Regions from separate parts of the Homo sapiens genome. Here region 2 is linked to region 1. A link is an interaction called in ENCODE POLR2A ChIA-PET data of the cell type or tissue named here. Cell type or tissue: HepG2. All regions are shown on one strand. Links, peaks and the distances in the headings refer to the core of each region. The heading gives the core; the rest is flanking DNA. Region 1 overlaps RAB3GAP1 (RAB3 GTPase activating protein catalytic subunit 1). Region 2 holds the start of MAP3K19 (mitogen-activated protein kinase kinase kinase 19).

The links. Peaks named below come from ENCODE experiments on the same cell type or tissue, not always from the same donor. Only the 100,000 strongest peaks of a DNase experiment are listed, where the experiment ranks them.
Region 2: POLR2A ChIA-PET joins it to region 1 with 11 read pairs; 7 of 35 experiments call an interaction of 5 or more read pairs at or near these places.

Annotation. Positions count from the first base shown.
Region 1 is chr2:135,123,607-135,126,532 of GRCh38, forward strand. It overlaps RAB3GAP1 (RAB3 GTPase activating protein catalytic subunit 1), which reads left to right. Exons shown (of 24, transcript NM_012233.3): 9 at 559-640; 10 at 2,575-2,643. Among named protein-coding and RNA genes, the nearest start is that of SNORA40B, 12 kb to the right of the region's middle. In HepG2, for the core only: no CTCF peak of the experiment used is centred there; no DNase peak of the experiment used is centred there.
Region 2 is chr2:135,047,307-135,050,232 of GRCh38, forward strand. It overlaps MAP3K19 (mitogen-activated protein kinase kinase kinase 19), which reads right to left and starts at 141. Exons shown (of 13, transcript NM_025052.5): 1 at 1-141. In HepG2, for the core only: no CTCF peak of the experiment used is centred there; no DNase peak of the experiment used is centred there.

The DNA.
Region 1 (2,926 bases), core at 121-2,620:
TAAGGGAATGATTTACCCTCTAAGTTCTCTTCCAGTCTAGTATGCCATTCGTAATGGAAAGGAGGTTCTTTTCTGATCTTTATATATTTCCATTTACTATCAACCAAAATATAATGTTATTAATGACGACAAATATACTAATTTCCTATTCAGAAATTACTGATAGCAAAACTGATTAATGTAGTTGGTGATTTTTAAATACTTGGATACTCTTTTTGGGTTATACTAATTACATTCTTTAAAAATGCAAAAAAATGTACAGAAATAATATTCTCTTGAGTAATATTTAAGGAATATTTCAGAAGGGCAAAATTTAGAATACCTGGCCTGAATGAAATACTGGATAAATAGGAAATAAGTGTGCCCTTTTACTGTAACATTCTCTGGGGAAGTCAAATATTGTTAGACTACATATGCTGTAAGTTGGTCTAACTTGCTAACTTGCTACATGTGTTCTCTTGCAGACACTTTTAAAGCTATGATATTCCAAAGGGCTTAACTAGATTAGACTCTTCTTTATTTTTTCCCAAATGATGGAAAAATATTTCTTTTGTTTAGACATAGATGCCCTTGTAGGAGGAGAAGTTGGAGGCTTGGAGTTTGGCAAGTTACCATTTGGTGCCTGCGAAGATCCTATTAGGTGAGAATTTCAACCTGTCATTTGAATTGTGGGAATATTTTACTTTGAATTTATATTGATATTGATTTCACTGTGCTTTATGATGCTATAGCTTGCTGGGATGAATGTAGTACTGGAAATAAAGAAAGACGTACACCTGGGCTGGGCACAGGCTCATGCCTGTAATCCTAGCGCTCTGGGAGGCTGCGGTGGGCAGCCCCTGAGGTCAGGAGTTCGAGAACAGCCTGACCAACGTGGCGAAACCCCATCTCTACTAAAGAATGTCAAAATTAACTGGGTGTGGTTGCGCACACCTGTAATCCCAGCTACTCAAGAGGTTAAGGCACAAGAATCACTTGAACCCGGCAGGCAGAGGTTGCAGTGAGCTAAGATCACGCCATTGCACTCCAACCTGGGCAACAGAGCAAGACTCCGTCTCAAAAAAAGAAAGAAAGACCTACACTTGCTTTATTTATTTTATAATTTTACATGAAAACTTTCTGAGATTTGATATTCATCTATAACTCAGCAAACTGTGTCCTTTGCCAAATCTGGCCATTAGCCTATTTTTGTATGGCCAGTGAAGTCAGGATGGTGTTTACATTTTTAAAGGTTATGAAAGAAAAAAAATAAAATAGAGACTGTGCATGGTTCACAAAACCTAAAATATTTACTCTCTGGCTCTTTATAGAAAATGTTTGCCAACTCCTGATTTATAACATTTTTCAAACTTGAGATATAATTTACCTGCCATAAAATTCACTATTTAAAAGTGTACAATTCAATGGTATTTTAATATTTACAGAGCTGTGCAACCATCATAATCATCTAATTCCAGAACATTTTCATAACCTTAAAAAGAAATTCTTCACCTCTTAGCCATCATTTCCCCTTAGTCTTCTCAGCCCTCCGGCTCTAGGCAAACACTGATATACTTTCTGTCTCTTTGGATTTACCTATTCTGGACATTTCTTATAAATGGAATCATATAACATGTGGCTTTCTTTGTGTCTGACTTATTTTAATTAGCATGTTTTCAAGGTTTGTCCATGTTGTAGCATGAATCAGTACAGTAGTACCCCCTTATCCACAGCTGGTATGTTGCAAGATCCCCAGTGGATGACTGAAAACATGGATAGTACCACACACTAAATATTTTTCCTGTGCATACAGATAAGTAGTAAAATTTAATTTATAAATTTGGCACAGTAAGATTTCCAGGTGATGTAATACAAAATAAATAAATAAATGTAAATGAGGCATAGTAAGAGATTGACAATAATAACTAATAATAACATAGAACAGCTATAACAATATACCTTAATGAAAGTTATGTGAATGTGATCTGTCTCTCTCAATATATCTCATTGTACTATGCACACTCTTCTTGTGATCACTCTGATCACCAAGACAGTTACTAAGTGACTAACAGGGCAGGTAGCATAGACAGTGTAGGTACACTAGACAAAGGGATGATTCACCTAATGGGGTGGGATGGCACAAGATTTCATCATGCTACTCAGAACAACATGCAACTTTAAATTTATGGATTTTTTTTCTGGAATTTTTCACTTAATATTTTCAGACTGCAGTTGATTTAGGGTAACTGAAGCTGCAGAAAGTGAAGCTGTGGATAAGGAGGAACTAATGTACTTCTGTGCTTTTTATGGCTGTAAATATACCATTGTATGGATATGCCACATTTTGTTTATCCATTCATTAGTTGGTGGGTTATTTATGCTTTTTGGCTATTATGTATAATGAGATGAATGTTTGCAAAACATTAACTTCATAAGGATGTGCTACCATTTGCTAAATAAGTTGTTTCCAGTATGTTGTATTATAAATAATGCCACTGTAACATACTTTTATTTCCTTGGTATAGTTTTCTAGAAGTATTAAATATAATTGCTGAGTCAGTATTAAAGCTTTTGGGTATATTTTATGTTTTTTAGTGAACTCCATTTAGCTACTACATGGCCTCATCTGACCGAAGGGATCATTGTGGATAATGATGTTTATTCGTAAGTATGTTAAGAGTAGTAGTACACTGAGATTAAAAAACTTCAGTAGAATAACTCTCAAATTGCTAGTAATTTTTATATGCATTTTTTATTATTTTGTTTTGATTTTAGTGTTCCCTTTTGTGTTTTATTGTCTAAGGACTTTGATTTCTTATGATGTTATTTTTTAAAAACTTATCCAAATGGCTCCATGTATCTGGATAAGAGTAAGTTTAAGGGAGGCTAAATGGATTGCTTGTCCTTCTATGTTTTCATTAGACTGCATTTTAATAAGTTCATGAAT
Region 2 (2,926 bases), core at 133-2,632, 76 kb before region 1:
ACCAGGGATCCATTTAAAAACAGCATAGATTCAGATTTTTTTTTCAGTGTTGTACAGCCCAAATAATTTTTCCTTTTAAATTTTGTCTTTAATTAAGCTGGTCCTGCATGCACAAACCCTTTAGTTAGCTGCAAATAGACTGCTTAGTTTACAGGTTGTCTCCTAGGCAACCATCCACTGTGCATTTAGCTTAGAGAATTGAAAGCAGGACAGTCTCATCCAGGAAGGAAAACAAGTTTTGTATGCTCTTCCAAGTTGTTGCTTAAGTGCTTTAAAACTACCAAACCCCTATGTACTTCCATGGTTGGCACAATTACTGTGATCACCTGATGCACTGAGACTTTCTCTAAGAGATCCATGCCTTTGTAATCCCCACAAGGTGCCAGAAGGGCCCCTTTCAAAGCTGCATATAGGTCACAGAGTGAGAATCCAATCGATTACCACCAAACTGATTGCATTCTTAGACTCAGCCTTGAGAAAGCGCTAGCAGACAGAAATCCTTACATTACAACATACTTCTTCTCTAGATATGCTTGTGATATTCTGAAGCAAAAGCTTCAGTAAACAGACTGCATTTTTGTCTGAGTCCAGTGGTAATAAACCCAACTGCAAAAGACTTCAAATCATGGACTATGAAAACATAATCATGAGGAAGTGGACACAGGGCACTCCATAAGGTCACCCGGCATTTGTGTGCTGCTAAATTCTTTTCTGCCACTTACCAAAGGATGCAGGGGTTTCTCTTCTAAGGTAGGGCGTAACATTATATATTCTCAACTGAATGGGGTACGATATTCTATCGCAATAACAACAGCTGACATTTATTGACTAGTTCCTACGTTAGTCCATAAAGGACATGATTAATGTCATTTAACCCTCATAACAACTCTATGGAGTTGAAACAATAAACAGCATCATTGCCACGTTACAGAAGATGACACTGAGGCTTAGAACTTTTGAGCTAATGAATGGTGGAGCTAGGGATTGAACCTAAGCGGCCTGGCCACAATGTTGCAATACTACCTTTACCATGCGCAAGCACGTACACACACACACACACACACACACTCTCTCTCTCTCTCTCTCTCTCTCTCTCCTTTAGTGGATGAAGACTTCAGGGTAAAAACCATTCAGAGATTGTTAGATCTACGTAAACTCCCTCATTACCAATTCAACTTCAAGCTGCTTGACACCAATTTAAGCACACACAGGCTATTACTCTGTTTTGCTTCCTATGCTCTACTTTGCTTCTACTCCCATCAAGGTGAGTACTCTCTCAGCCTAACAGAGGAAGGTGCAAGTACCGTAGTTTCTGACTTTTAGGATTTCTGCCAGGTTATCCTAGGGTTCCAGCTTGTCTGCAATCCATGAATCTTTAAATTGGCTTCTCAAAAAGTAATCCTGGCCAGATGTGGTGGCTCACACCTGTAATCCTAGCACTCTGGGAGGTTGAGGTGGGTGGATCACCTTAGGTCAGGAGTTCCAGACCAGCCTGGCCAACATGGTGAAACCCCATCTCTACCAAAAATAAAAAAATTAGGCCAGGCGTGGTGGCTCACACCTGTAATCCCAGCACTTTGGGAGGCTGAGGTGGGTGGATCACGAGGTCAGGAGTTCGAGACCATCTTGGCTAACACGGTGAAACCCCGTCTCTACTGAAAATACAAAAAAAATAACCGGGTGTGGTGGCAGGCGCCTGTAGTCCCAGCTACTCGGGAGGCTGAGTCAGGATAATGGCGTGAACCTGGGAGGCGGAGCTTGCAGTGAGCCGAGATCGCACCACTGCACTCCAGCCTGGGCGACTGAGCAAGACTCCATCTCAAAAAAAAAAATTAGCCGGGTGTGGTGGCTAGTGCCTGTAATCCCAGCTACTCGGGAGGCTGAGGCAGAATTGCTTTGAACCCAGGAGGCGGAGGTTACAGTGAGTCGGGATTGTGCCACTGCACTCCAGCCTGGGTGACAGAGTGAGCAAGACTCCGTTCCCACCCCCCCCAAAAAATGTAATCTTCTGGCTATGCGCAGTGGCTCACGCCTGTAATCCCAGCACTTTGGGAGGCCAAGGTAGGAGGATTGCTTGAGCTTAGTTGTTTGAGACCAGCCTGAGCAACATAGTGAGACCATGTCTCTGCAAAAAATAGAAAAAATTGCTGGACGTGGTGGTGGGCACCTGTAGTTTCAGCTACTCAGGAGTCTGAGGCAGGAGGATTGGTTGAGTCCAAGAGTTTGAGGCTGCAGTGAGCTATGATCATGCCACTTCACTCCAGCCTGGGAAACAGAAAGACATCCTGTCTTTAAACAAAAAAGGAATCCTCCTTTTGTCTCTCATTTTGAGATAGAGTCATTCAAACCATTCTCTTTTTCAAGAAACTCAATGTTTAGAAATAGTGGAGGGATAGGCATACAAAACAAGGACAATATCAGGCTGCCCTAGGGCTGTGTCAAAAGCTCTAAGGAAGCATGGAAGGGGAGTGTCTGACTTCCTGGGTTGAGGGTGGGGGATGTATGTTTGCCTAGGGCTGCTTGAACAAAATGCCACAGACTGGAAGGCTTAAACAACAAAAATTTATTTGCTCACAGGGCTGGGCGCCGTGGTTCACACCTGTAATCCCAGCACTCTGGGAGGCCGAGGAGGGTTGATCACCTGAGGTCAGGAGTTTGAGACCAGTCTGGCCAATAAGGTGAAATGCTGTCTCTACTAAAAATACAAAAATTAGCTGGATGTGGTGGCACATGCCTGTAATCCCAGCTACTCAGAAGGCTGAGGCTGGAAAATTGCTTGAATCTGGCAGGTGAACGTTGCAGTGAGCCAAGATCTCACCACTGCATTCCAGCCTGGGTGACAGAGCAAGACTCCATCTCAAAAAAATATTTTTTTATTTGCTCACAGCTCTGAAGACTAGAAGCCCACGACCAAGGTATCAGCAGG